2 separate regions of the Homo sapiens genome follow, and region 1 is linked to region 2. Evidence: chromatin contacts called from ENCODE Hi-C or POLR2A ChIA-PET data. All regions are on one chromosome and are shown on one strand. Each heading gives the region's core, a stretch centred on a gene start or an enhancer-like site at or near the end of the contact. The rest is flanking DNA. Distances are from core to core; before and after follow the strand shown.

Region 1 (7,164 bases), core at 2,558-5,057, 2.2 Mb before region 2:
AAAAGCTATTGATGTCCTGCCAGAAAGATCTCCCATTAAAAGCAAACTGCAAGATTTTCTAACAAAATTTAGTTAGGGATCCTCAGGACAGGAACAGACATGGCTTCAAAATTTAACATTGTCTGATCTCTACTCTGGGTAGCACAGGAAAGTGTTTCCCTTCCATTCTGAGGACAACGTTCTTTCCTCTCTCTCCCTTTGCTCCCATATCCCTCAATCCCACCAACCCTCTAATAAAATAAGCCAATAGGTTTAAGGCTGCAGAGAGTATAAAATACTTGAACTTACATATCAAATCATGTTAAATATTTATATTTTAGTATGAAAGACCCTCAATAGTTATGTTAAAAAAAATAACTATTACCCAGGTAATATTTCTGTCCAGAAATTTGAGAAACAGAATTATTTGTAATTATCTACACATTTAAGAAAATTGAACTCCTTATGAAATATAACTTTAGGAATTACTGGAGATTCATTTGAGGTCTGGTTGGTTATCATGACCTTAGGAATTTACTTAACCTCTCTAAATCCCGGTTTGCTTCTCTGAAAAATGATAAAAATGTTTTCCTCACAGGGTATATGTGAGAATTACGGAGCTCATGTATATAAATAGTTTTTCATAGTTCCTGGTATTAAAAACTCAATATATTTTAAAAATGATGCTGATGGTAATGATATGCTATTTGTCAAGTAATCACATGTATTTTTACCCAGAATTAAAAAAAAAAAAACAACTTTTCCCCTATCCCTTAGGTTACATATGTTGCTATGTTCACTGTTTTCCTTTTATAGTTAAAATAAGCTGTAACGCATCGTTTCCCATTTTTTTTTTTGCCAGCTACATTTCTTATCTCTATTGATAATAACTATACCACCTATGTCTCTGCTTTTTCATGCTTGAGGGATCTCTGGATCAATCAACGTGCATGATGGCCTGAAAAAGCCCAATTTATGGGCAATAAAGTGAATCATCTTATTATCAGGAACGAATATATGTTTCCTTTATTGACTGCTGACTATGTAGAGCATACCAACAAAATTGCCATTCATCTATCCATTCAACAATATTTATTAGCTATTCCGCACTGGGCAGTGCTCTAGGCTTGGGGATAGAACAGTGAACAAACAAAATCCTTAGCCTAATGGATATTACCTGGAAGTGTGCCAGGAAGAATAAACTCACTTGTGAATTACAACAATAAGTGGTTTATTCAGGTCAAAATCTTGTTTTGTCTCCTGGGAATTTCACTGAATTGCATCATGTAGGAGGCAAACTATACCCCAAGAATTAAGAGCAATTGTGAATAAATGATAAACCACAGAGTTTACATTTACCTCCTAATACATTTAACTCCTAATATATATATATACATATATTACGAGGTAAATGTAAGCTGTAACTTTATGCATATATTGTAAGTAGTAACTATACATATATACTTATATACTGTATACATATATAGTAAGTAGTAACTATACATATATACATATATAGTTACTACTTAAATTTATATATGTGTATGTATATATATATGTATATATACAGTACACACACATACTGTTACTACCGGGTGTAAAATTGAATAGGATATAGTGTCTTCCCTCACAGAGCTGCCAATTATGTTGGAGGATGTAATAAATACAAAGTCTGTTTCTTCATCTTCGGTTTAACAAATGACTGATGTGAGGAAAAAAGTTATAGGAATATGTTCACATAGTCACCCAAATGGAGCATCCTACTCTGTCACCATTTCAGGATTAAGACTAGACAGTCTTTTGTGTTACAAATTGGGACATCAGTGCTCTGGGAAACAGTGATGTCCACGATTCTAAATCCCTTGGTATTACTATTTCATTGATTAAACTACACTTCTGATATTTTAGACTAAAATGTTTTGGCTTATCGCAGTCTAGGAAACCTGTCTTGGGTATATAAAACAGACAGTTGATGCACGATTAGGGAAAAATAAGGCAACCTATGAAAATGGCCTTATGGATTAAAAGAAGTGAGCTCCTATATGGTCAGTGGAATCCAGGAAAAATTTAATGGAAAAAGCGCCACCTAAGCTTAGCTTTAAAACACAGAGTATCTTCAGGTAGAAAAGGCTATAGGAGAATGTGCCCAAATGGAGTTTGGCTGGAGACAAAGAATAAAGACTAGAAAGAACAATTACCCTAGGCCAGACATGGTGTTGGACGGGGCAAGATGCTTACTACTTAAAGCCATAGAACACTGTTTGCTGGACACAATGAGTGGAATATAGAACAATGCAACTATTTTAACACTTTACCCCTCTTAGTGGTTTATTAGTTAATTTTTTCCTGAAAAAAAAAATGCGTATACTACTTTTTCTGCACTTTTCTATATCAGATCTTGATTTAAAACTTTACCACTCTTGGTGATTTATTATTAGTTTTTTTAATCCGAAGAAAACATGTGTATACTCCTTTTTCTGCATTTTTCTATATCAGATCTTGATTGGCTCACCACCATTACACACACACACATCTCTTTTCTCCCATCCTCCCAGCGTTATAGAATCATTTGTTGTAAAATCAGTATTCAGTATTTACATAATTATGACTGACTTTACATGACTACTATTATTCACAGTTGAGGTATACCGTGTATACAGTGTAGTTTTTAAATTTTTATTTTTCTCAGCGTTCAAAATTATATGTTCTGTTTTCTTAATTTTGAAAAATATGCATTCACTAATTTATCCCCACACTCTTTGGAAAATGAAAGCTCTCTAGGCTGTATTCAAATACACCAGGTACTCTATCAATTTTCATTTTTTAAACTATTCTACCTGAGCTCTCCATCTTTAGCCATTTCCTGTTGACTTCATACTGTTCTCCCCTACCACTCTCCCTCTTTAATATATTACCGTTTTAGAAACTTTATGGCTACCCTGTAAGTAATAAAAATGTCTTTCCCCACTCAACAACAGACAGTACCTTTCAAGTTTCCACTTTATAAGGACATAACCCCCATTCCATTTACTTCCCCCGCCCTCCTTCAACATTCCCACTTGTATTTTCCGGCTGTATTTTTAAAACATGGTAAATAACATTTGCACTCCACTTTGTAACCATAATTAAGTATGCCCTTAAACAATAAAAACCATAAACAACATTTGTATTTTACGATTATTTAAATGTTATTCACTGAACAGCCAAGCTTTGTGCTACTATGGGATTTCGTTTTCTGCGGTTCCAAGTCTTGATCCACGTCCTGCCACAGGATCACTGAAGTAGAGCCCATTTTCTTACACTCTCGCCATTAGTTCAAAAGCTTGCAGCATTTTATGTCTGGTACTTGGAGGATGATTTTCCTGTACAGTTTTGCGTTTTTTTCACCGAAAATTTCTGATTATTATTGTTTTCTCTTGTGGGATGAAATATGTACCTTCTATATCACAGCCTTAATACCTTCAGCTTCTTATTCATTGAAATCTTGCTTACAATCCAGTCCGAGGATTCCCGGTTTACTGATTTTCTTTTTCCTGCAAATTTTAGCCTTCTGTTTTGTTTTGAAATAATGCATCCTCTGCGCTTTGTCACATTCTGAAATTCGTCAGGTGTTTTAGGATGCACACTTTCTTAGATGTTTTCGAGGGTCTTAACTGCAGTTCTGTTTCCGGAACAGCGTATTCTCTTTCTAGGGATTGTAGGCTCCCGGCCGCCCCCTGAGGAGCTCCGCTAGCAGCTAAGAGGGCAGCCACGAAGAGCGCCTGAGCACTCTCGCGAGACTGTGGGGCTCGCCATTGGCTGCTCCGCCGCGCCGCAACGGACCCTGGGAGTCGGCCATCATGCTGGCCCCGGAGGCCGTTAGCTTAGTCATGGCTCTAAATATGTACCTGCAATCGGATGTTGAGGATCACCGAGCCCGCGACGTAGAAGTACGGGAAGTTCATGCGCAGCTGCCAGGCCAGCTCGAAGAAGGCGAGCAGGGTGCGGGAGAGCCCCTTGCAGAAGACGCCGTACGAGGTGGGTGTCGCGGCGGGGCTTGAGGCCCTGACGGCCAAGGAGGACGGAGCCGCCGCGGGGGCCATGAGCCAGGTGTCGCCGCCCGCCCAGCGTCTGTAGCGAGGGTTGCCGCAGGGCCCGCGGACCTCCTAGCGACGGCTGGGACCGGCAGGACGGTAAGCAAAGCGGCTCCCGGGCTCACACCCAAGCTTGCCGCTGCCGCCGCTCGGTGCAGTGCGGCGCGTAGCCCCGGGCGCCGCTGGCGCTCCGCCCCTTCCTGTCTGCTTCTCACTGTGGCATTTACCATTTAGAGCTCAACTGATGGTAGGTGGCTCTGGAATAGGATGTGTTATATAGCATGTACGAACATCCATGCAGATAGTTCCACTTTAAAATGAAAAAATCTAAGCGAGATGTAACTTGCCGTAGGGCACAAAATTTGTAAGGGCCAAAGCTAGATTAAAACTTTAGTTTGTCTGCTGTGTTATGTGGGATGTTAGGAATCTTACCCTTTTGATTTCATAATATTAATATTAGGGCAAGATGATTCCTACGCCAATAAAAGCACAAGGTCTCTGTATTCATAATATACCATAGACATAAAAAGGATCACAATCTTAGTCTTTGGATTTTTCTATTTATTAGGAATATTTAAATTGCAAGTGACAGGAATGATAAACATTCAAGCAAAAAACTAGTGGACACACACGCGTATATACATAAGGACATACATACAAAATTATATTCCCAGCCATGTAAACCCTTAAAAAGTTCAGATTAGCTGTGGAAGCTTCAGCCATTTCTGCATGGAGATGCATCTGTGAAACCTGTGGCTAGGCTCCAAGAGCTGGAATACTACTCTGTACTTCCAAACTCTTTTTTTGTTGTTGTTTTTGAGACGGGAGTCTCGCTCTGTCGCCCAGGCTGGAGTGCAGTGGCGCGATCTCGGCTCACTGCAAGCTCCGCCTCCCGGGTTCACGCCATTCTCCTGCCTCAGCCTCCTGAGTAGCTGGGACTACAGGCGCCCGCCACCATGCCCGGCTAATTTTTTGTATTTTTTGGTAGAGATGGGGTTTCACCGTGTTAGCCAGGATGGTCTCGATCTCCTGACCTCGTGATCTGCCCGCCTCAGCCTCCCAAAGTGCTGGGATTACAGGCGTGAGCCACAGCGCCCGGCCTGTACTTCCAAACTCTTAATACCATTAGAGTAACAGCACAGTGAATCTCTAATAGCCACAATACTTTTGTTATTTAAATGGTGCACATTTCATTACCTTCACTTATCTCCCATTTTAACTAGAAAGCACTGTATTTTTTAATCGCACACACCGTCTTCATTCATGGATTATTCAAATGTGTGATTTCTGATCATGACCTTAAGGTTACAGTCTTGTTCTGAAAAGCATTGTTGAGATACCACACATCGCACCGTGCACTGCATGTCTAGCAGCTATTCAGAGCACAAGTACGGTACCCTAGAGTACCTCTGTTTCTATATAGTCTACTGATTATATGACTGGTAGAAATAACGTGCCACTGATAAATTTGTAAAAATTAATTTTGTGTTCCCAGCTAGTATTCTTTTGCTACTTTGCTGCTCCAGTACCACTCCAGCGAGGTAGCACTTAGAGGAATTACTTATGACAACTTCTAAAATACTGGTATAGAGACTGAAGAGCGATGTAAAATAAATGATCAATTCTGAGAACTGGGAGAAGATATATAGTTTCAGTTCACACATATAATTTACTCCCTTTGAAAACTGAAAGACTAATACACAGAGCCATTCAGAGTCACAGGAGTCATTACGTCCTGGATTTTTCATTTCCAAATATGTAAAGCTATGTGGACTCATTCTGTCTTCTATTCCTCTTTTGTGCCACCCTTTACGCCCTACTTGCTCCGTTTCTGGGTAACTCCATGAAAACCTTATCTTCCACCCTGAGACCGTGGGGAAAATAGCAGCCACCCACTGATAACATGGCCAGATTGAGGGCCTATTCCAATGGGACGGGAATAGGCAAAGAACAGTCACAAAGCTCCAAATCCTACTCCTTAATGCTCTAGAGCTGAAGAAAGATTTCCTTCTTTCCACCTGAGAGTGGGATAGGAGCAATAATTTAGGTGGTTGTAGTTTTTATCTGCCCCTTGATGTTTAGATTTGAATGCCTAATCCACACTTCTTTTGCTGAGGGTGATATTAGGAGAATTCATGATTAGAGTATTCATGATTGGAAATGGCTTGATTGTACAAATTAGAAAATTCATGATTGGAAATGGCTTGATTGTACAGATTAACTGCATTGACTGGCTTGGGCATTGGAAGCTTCCTTTAACTGACTTTTCATCAGGTTAGCCAGCTCCAGAATTTAACAGCTGTGTTTAATACTGCTTAATATTTTTATACTTATGTTCACACCACACCATTAACTTGTGCTAATGCCAAACTAGAAAAAAAGTACGTTTCCTTTTGGACACTGATCAGTACTCAACCCTTTGGTTTGCTATCTGCCTGATAATTTTTGGAGGTGGGGGTGGTTCACAATAGCTAATTTTTCTCAGCCATTTTTCCTTTGGATAAAGTGTAGAATTAATTATGTGAATATTATGATTCTGATGGAGTCCTTGGTTTATTAACATTCCATTGGGAAATAAATGATTTTGGAGTCGTAATCTTTCTTATTTTCTTTTTATCATGTACTGTTTTTCAGCTTTTATAGCAGATTTGATTCACTTTATGGTAAACAGCCTGCTGGGCATGATGCTTTTCCAGATAGTAGGAGCCTTCTGCCTTTCTGATCACTCTGATTCTGATTCTTGGGAAGAGCAAGCTGAGTCAGACCTCACTGATAATGCTGTGGAAGATTAGATTCTTGATATGATGGGAAACCTTGGCTCCTTGAAAGCCTTGACGAAAACTTTTTTGTATTAGGAAAAAATAAAATCAAGTAGAAGCCCACATAAAAACTCTTTAATTTTTCTTTTCTCTTTCTTTCTTTCTTTTTTCTTTTCTTTTCTTTTCCTTTCTTTCTTTCTTTCTTTCTTTCTTTCTTTCTTTCTTTCTTTCTTTCTTTTCTTTCTTTTCTTTCCTTTCTTTCCCTTCCTTCCTTCCTTCCTTCCTTCCTTCCTTCCTTCCTTCCTTCTTTCTTTCTTTCTTTCTTTCTTTCTTTCTTTCTTTCTTTCTTTCTT
Region 2 (7,030 bases), core at 2,332-4,831:
CTGAGAGCTGTTCCATCGCTCAATAAAATTCTTCTCCATCCTTCTCATCCTTCAAATTGTCAGCATATCCTCATTCTTCTTGGATGTGGGACAAGAGTTCAGGAACCACCGAATGCAGATACAAACTATAACACAGGCAGCAGGTCAAGTGAGGCCTGGGGGTTTTGCGGGGGGGGGGTGTCACTAGCTATGGACGGGTCCCTGGTTGGCAAAGTGACCGAGAAAAATCCTACATCAGATATATCAAACAAAACCAAAATGAAAGACATTCTACAAAACAAGTGGCCAGTACCTATCAAAATTTCAAAGTCAAGTAAGATCAATGACAACTAATTACAATGTGTGACTCTGGCTTGGCTCCTGTGATTGTTGGGAAATCGGAAGTAACTATACATAGCATCTATTGAAACGTGATAAAATTTTGAATACAGACTATGGATTTGGTAATATTGTATTAATACTGTAGTTCCTGATTTTGATGAGAGGATGTCCTTGTTTCTAGGAAATACACACTGATATATTTAATGGTAATGGAAGTTTACTCTCAACCTGTTCAAAATAAACTAATGTATATGGAGGGGAAAAAGATGAATTTAGGTAAAATGTGTACCAGAGTTCTTTGTATTATCCTTGCATCTTCTCTATAAATGATAAATATATTAAAATTGAAAGTTACCAAAAACTATATTTAGTCCTTGAAATATGGAAAACATGATCATTTTGAAAAGCATCTGAGCCGGGCTCAGTGGCTCACACCTGTAATCCCAGCATTTTGGGAGGCTGAGGCAGGCAGATTATTTGAGTTTAGGAGTTCAAGACAAGCCTGGGCAAAAATGTGAGACCCTGTCTCTACAAAAAATACAAAGATTAGCTGGGCATGGTGGCTTGCGCCTGTGGTCCCAGCTACTTGGGAAGCTGAGGTTCTAGGACTGTTAATTACCTTCCTCTCTTATGATTATACAGAACAGGAGGCATCCTTCCCATTTGATTTCAGACCAACAATCCTAGAACTGCTTTCTAAACAAGGTGAACAATTTACCTTGTGTGAGAGAAGGCAGTGTGGGTGTAGGTTTATTGTGGGGAGTGTGCTTGTTAATAATGAGGCTAAGAAAGGAGGCAGGCCAGAAATGCAAACAAACAAACAAAAAAAAATTCTGCTCATTTCAATTTTTGCCCCAGCAAGAACCTTGAGCTCAGTTCTCAGAGGTGAGAATTCTAACACAGAAAGCACCCAGAAAGGGCACTGAGGTCTGAGAAGCAAGGAAGTGACCCAGGTTGTTTGCCTCTGGTCGGAAAGGGAAACTACCCCTGCTTCCACTCTGACAGCAGACAAGTTAATCAACCTACTCAATTGCATTTTTGGCCCATTCCCCATTTCCAACATGAACAGTTCCTCCCCTCCAGCCCAATGCCACTCTAGGCAGTCACCAAGAGGTAAGATTTCTGAAATCAAAACTTGAATTAACCAACAAAGGAACATCAATTCTAGAACGGATTGTAACAGGGATTTTTGTCTTTTTTCTCTGCTGTATCCCCAAGATCTATATTATATATTCTGTGGTTTTGGCACATAGTAATTGCTCAGTAAAGCTGTGTTGAGTTACTTGATAAAAAATAAGTCAGTAGAAATAACTTAAATGCTCAACATTAATGTCATTGGTTAAGTAGCAATGCATAGAACTAAATATTATGCTATTAAAAAGTTTATTTGTAAAGTCAAGGATATGGAAAAATATTTGATACATACATATCTTTTTGAGATAGGTTCTCACTCTATCACCAAGGCTGGAGGGTAGTGGCAAGACCATAGCTCACTGCAGCCTCCAACTCCCAGGCTCAAGCAATCTTCCAGCCTCAGGCTCCCAAGCAGCTGGGACTACAGGTGTGCACCACCAAGCCCAGCTGATTTTTTTTTTTGAAAGAAGGGGTCTCACTATGTTGCCCAGGCTAGTCTTGAATTCCTGACCTCAAGTGATCCTTCTGCCCCGGAATCCCAAAGTGCTGGGATTACGGGCATGAGCCACAGTGTGGGACTGATACATTTTTGAAAAAAGGAAACAACATATATTCATGAAGGAAATACACACCCTCCTGGTGAGTTTATGTATGATTTTTGTTTTGTTGTTTTCTGTGTTATCTGATCACAAATTACTTTCATTTTCAGGAAGAAAAAAATTTAATTTTTTTTTTTATTGGGGCAACATCCAACCCAGATATGATTACTACCTAGCCTGAACTGAATGTATTACTAATAAACAAAGAAATGCAGAATGGCATACAGTCGGTAAAGCGTAGTGCTTGAGAGCATGGATTATGGAGACTATTTAAATACTGGCTCCATAACTTAATAGCTTGGGACCCACGGTGTTACTTAGCTTCTATCTGCTTTAATTTACTCATCTGTAAACTTGGGATAAGATACTTCCTCATAAGGTTGGTGTGAAGACCAAGTGAATTAACTATCGTTTAAAGCACTTACAAAAGTGCCGGGCACCACCGAGATATGCATCCGTTAGCTTTTATTATTATTAGACTCAAAACACTGTAGTAGTTCTAATGAGAGGGGTAAGAATCAAAAATCCAGGCACCTGCATAGAGCCAGAGAGGCACACATAGAAGCAACGTAAGAGTGGAAGCGGAATGAAAACATGCTAAAGCCAGGTACAAGCCACAAGCGAGGGTCCACAGGAAGAAATTGTTAATTCTGAAGAGAGTGAATGCACGAAGTTACAGGAAAAATAACATCTGAACAGAGTTTAAGAATGAGCAGGACTTCAACAAGTGGCTAGTAAGACATAAGGAACCTACAAAAGATCTTAGCAAAGGCGCAAAGATTACCATCGTATTGCTCGTTTCTTCCTACTTTGCAGAAGTAACCTCTGGCGAACAGAGGTGGTTGCAGAGCATGCTTATCAAGCAAAATACCACGAAGCAGTAAGGAACGACAGAGATAACAGTAACAATAATAATTCACCCCAAGGTACTCAACTGGAAAAAGGAAATACAGAGGAGAGGTGTCGTTAAGAAAGCCAGGACGCACATCACGGCCCCGTCGCTGCACTACTCTCGTCTAGGGGTCAACAGTGGAGTCGAGACTCGAAGCTTCCACGCGGCGGAACAGCGTCCCTCTCAGGCGGCGAACGGGCTAGGGAAGCGCCCGGAGGAGACCTAGCGTGAGAACTACAACTCCCGCGGAGCCCGAGGGCGAGCTGCCTGCGTAACTTCCGCTTCCGCCACCTGCCCCTCTCACCCTCTTCACTCGAACCCTACCCGGGAGCGGTCAGGCGCGTGACCCCGCGTGACCGGGGTGCGCGAGCCGAGAGGCCCTGGAAGCGGGACTCTGGGACCCCATTGAAAGAAAGGCAACCAGAAAAGGCGAAACGACAACCTCGATAGTGATTGGAGCTGATGGAACGAGGGCGGAGCTAAAGTCCCAGAATACTGGCCAATCAGAGTTTAAGATTATCAGGGAGCCCGGGAAGGGGAAAGGGGCGAAATGGTTCTATGGTCACATGCCGCGGGGTCTGGTGGGAGGAGCGGTTGCCCAGCGGCCTCTTGGCGCTTCCTGTTTCCGGTTCCCAGAGTGGGGCACAGCGAGGCGCTAGGGGGAACGCTGGCCTCTGAAACTAGCTCTGGGACCGGGGTCTGCGGCCGGCCCCTAGCTGGCCCCGTCTCCCATCCCCAGAAGGGTATTCACTGGGGATTCTGAGCTTTGGCTACTCCAGTTTCCCACGACACGTGAGTGTGAGGGGCGTGGAGGAGGAGGCGGGCTGGGTTGCGCTCACACTTAAGCGTCTGTGACAGGAGCCGGAATCGCATTCTCCCTTGACCATGGTTCTAGCCAAAGATCTGGCTGAGGAGCCCTAAGGGTAGAATGGAGGCGGAGGCATGAGAGCGGAGAGTCACGGAGTTCCGAAAGGTGTGAGGGAGAAAGGACTTCCAAGACCAGAGAGGGGATTTACGATATTTAGAAAGCAGGGAAAGGAAAATACCCCAAGTATGGAGTCCGTTGGAGGTGTTGGTGGATTTATTTGTAGGAGGAATTTTGGCCTGCATCACGGTGGGAGGTCAAGTGGCATCATTTGGAGAGGGTATGGCTACAAGCGCTTGGAAAGTCGGGACACTAGACAGAGCGAGAATTTCTGGCACCCTGGGAGAGCTTTGAGGGGGATGCGACTGTGGTGTGGATAAGAATGGCTGATGGACGGATTATCTTGTGTTCCTCGTTGTGGGGAGCTTCCGCTCTTGGGACATAGCCGCTACTTGTCTGAGGCTCCTTCTCTCTTGAGTTCTTTCAGCATTAGGCCTTTTAGCCAATTGAGGCTGCTTTTCTAAACATGTAGGCTGCTGGAGAAAAAGGGATAAGGACTGCTACATCAGAAAGGAGCCAGCGGGAAGACAGTAGAAATTCCACTGGTAAATGGCCATGGCTGTCTTAACAGATGGGGAAGTGAGTGCTACAGAGGCCCAGTGGTGTAAGCTGCTTCCCAGTTGCTGGCTTAGTCATTGGCCACCCTAATAAAGGATAATTTTTAGCATTGCCAAATAAAATAGATCTGTCGTTAGAGAATAAGAAAACTGAAAGATTTTTCAAGATCATAAAATCCTGCTCCTTATTTCCAAAGTATATAGACAAACTCTTGTACCTTGAGAATCTAATTGTAGCATATTAAAAGGGGGCTACTGGGCCCTTCCATTTCATTCTCTTCCTGATTGTTGCACCCCTATGTTTATAAGTTTTCCAGCAGTTATCTTTATGCCACGAATCGTCTAAATTGCCCCAGTAACTTCACACACATTTAATATCTGTGTAATGTACAGCAAGTAATTTAACAAGTAATTCTGTAAAGCATCAGTTTTCTCATCTGTGAAGTATGAAAAATTATACCTATTTTCTGGGTTGTGAAGATGAATGAACATAATCTAGGGAAAACATTTAGCGCATATGCCACTGAATTAAAGAGAAGCAGCTTAAATTTAAAGACAAGCCTTAAGCAGGAAAGAAGAATACAGTATAAATTTATTATCCTAACTTTTTGAATAATAAGCAAATGAAAGATAGTTCAACTCAGCTAATGGCTGAGGTGTTTAACCTTTCATCCCTTCCTAATTTTGTGAGATTCCTTGTTCTAATTTAGGAAAAGAAATCAACTGTCAGTTTTTAATTAGGTCCTGAGAGACTGGAAAGGAAAATGGCAGGCTAAGTCAGTCTAGAAGAAGGAGTCTCCTATTTCTTTTTAGTGAGTCAGCTGGTCAAGTTGTGTGTTGAGCAGTGGGTTAACTTAGGGAAGGTGGGAGTTGGAGGTCTGAGTTCTTTATTTCACCTCCTATTCAGTCAACTGTGTGAGGAATCACTTCCCCTTCACTTCTTAGTAGAAAAAAAAAAAAACCCACAGTTTTGGCTGTCTACTCTCATCTCCAAAAAATTGTTATGCACATAGTGGAAATATACATGTAGTTGTTCAACACAGACCATGAGCTCTGGAGCTAGACTCTCTGGCTCACTCCACTAGCTGTGTCTCAGTTTTCTTACTGGTAAAATAGCAACAATAATTGTATTTACTCATAAGGTTGTGAGGATTAATTAGTTAATTAATATATGTTAAGTGCTTTGAACAGCACCTGGCCCAAGGCAGTAGTCTGTTGTTTCCTGCTGTTGTGTGGTTTCAGTGCATTAAATGTGTTATGAGGGCCTTGGACCTCTTGGTTAGCTATGATTATTCTATGGAAACTACCATAATATTACAGTAGAGAATTGATGTTTGGGGTACAGGAAGTCAGGTAGACAATTTCCCGGGATTTTTTGCTTTAGTGGGGTGTGGGAAGTGGAAGGTCAGATGTTAGGTTGTTTAGGGGAATGGGGAAAGTGCATTCACGGCCAAGGTTGGAGCTTCCATTTTCCCATCTTCAAACTCATTAGTACCCATGAAAATTCTGCCTGTTTCAAGTTTTATATTTTAAAAATGAGGTGGAGTAAGTGGACCCGCATGAAAAAGAACTAGAGAACTTTAAAGAATATTCAAACCAAAGTCCAGACTTGCAGCGTTTTTTGTAAGTGAGAAAAGTTTAGAAGAGTTAAATCAGGAAATTGTCCGTGATACTCTTGGAATAAACAAGTAGCAATGGCCTGAGGGATCATTAACAGATACCAGAGTAAAGTGTTTTGCAAGGGTAAGTCAGTCTGTCCTGGGTATGAAGATGGATAAGAGAAAAGAAAATGTTAGGTTTTGGTGGGGTTTTTTTGCCAAAACCACAATGACCTTTGCACCAGTCTAGTAAGTTTGGGAAAGAGAGCTGTCTGTGTGTTTTCATTCCTAGAGCAGTACAAGCAGCAGGTGCATTGAATTTACTCAATTGTAAAGTGGCTTGGTGATCCCCAATTTGTTGTCATTGATTTGTAGTGTAAAAGACAACTGTACTTATGGGAAGTCTAGAAACCCTTGAGATTTGTGACCTGTAGAGGCCAAAGAGGTTTCAGAAGACTACATCAAGCCATCAAACAGTAAAGAGGCAAGGATGGCTCCACCCAAGCTGTCATCATTCTTTTTTAAGTTCTTTCATTTCCCTCTTCCCAACTTTGTAGTTTGTTCTGAAAGACTCACCTATACATTAGACTACAAGTTACATATAAATGAATTTTCTGCTGCAGATGCTCTTGTTACAGAGATATTAAAATGTACTATGTGTTGCATATGCCAGAGAATCTTGTACTTTCTGGATAATTAAAATACCATCGATTTATTACACATTCATACGCTTTATCTCTTTCCTCTCTCTCCTGATCCTACCTGCCCTCCCCAACACACACTCTCTCCCAAAGGATGTTCCCTTTCTACAGCTGCTGGAGGACTGGACTGCTACTACTACTCCTGGCTGTGGCAGTGAGAGAATCCTGGCAGACAGAAGAAAAAACTTGCGACTTGGTAGGAGAAAAGGGTAAAGAGTCAGAGAAAGAGTTGGCTCTAGTGAAGAGGCTGAAACCACTGTTTAATAAAAGGTAAATGAGAAGAACCTTAAAGAGCTTGAGAAA

The links. Hi-C counts contacts between places; a loop is a spot of excess contacts on that map. ChIA-PET counts read pairs that join two places held with the same protein, here RNA polymerase II (POLR2A). Pooled maps may share reads with other maps.
Region 1: a pooled map shows a loop between it and region 2 (11-fold over the local background). The contact joins the promoter of PRH1-TAS2R14 here to the promoter of M6PR in region 2. A Hi-C loop is called at or near these places in 1 of 37 single-sample maps with no recorded cell type and 7 of 50 pooled maps. POLR2A ChIA-PET finds 5 or more read pairs at or near these places in 1 of 52 experiments (PC-9).

The regions. Positions count from the first base shown.
Region 1 is chr12:11,168,254-11,175,417 of GRCh38, reverse strand. PRH1-TAS2R14 (PRH1-TAS2R14 readthrough) reads left to right here and starts at 3,807. Exons shown (of 5, transcript NM_001316893.2): 1 at 3,807-3,996. SMIM10L1 (small integral membrane protein 10 like 1) reads right to left here and starts at 4,224. Exons shown (of 1, transcript NM_001271592.2): 1 at 1-4,224. The coding sequence starts at 4,061. The coding sequence ends at 3,855. PRH1-PRR4 (PRH1-PRR4 readthrough) reads left to right here and starts at 3,793. Exons shown (of 10, transcript NR_037918.2): 1 at 3,793-3,996. It also overlaps a transcript of PRH1 not described here.
Region 2 is chr12:8,946,196-8,953,225 of GRCh38, reverse strand. It overlaps M6PR (mannose-6-phosphate receptor, cation dependent), which reads left to right and starts at 3,581. Exons shown (of 7, transcript NM_002355.4): 1 at 3,581-3,738; 2 at 6,821-6,997. The coding sequence starts at 6,822. It also overlaps a transcript of KLRG1 not described here. RefSeq lists enhancers at 2,879-3,008, 2,507-3,411, 3,412-4,317 and a silencer at 2,987-3,201.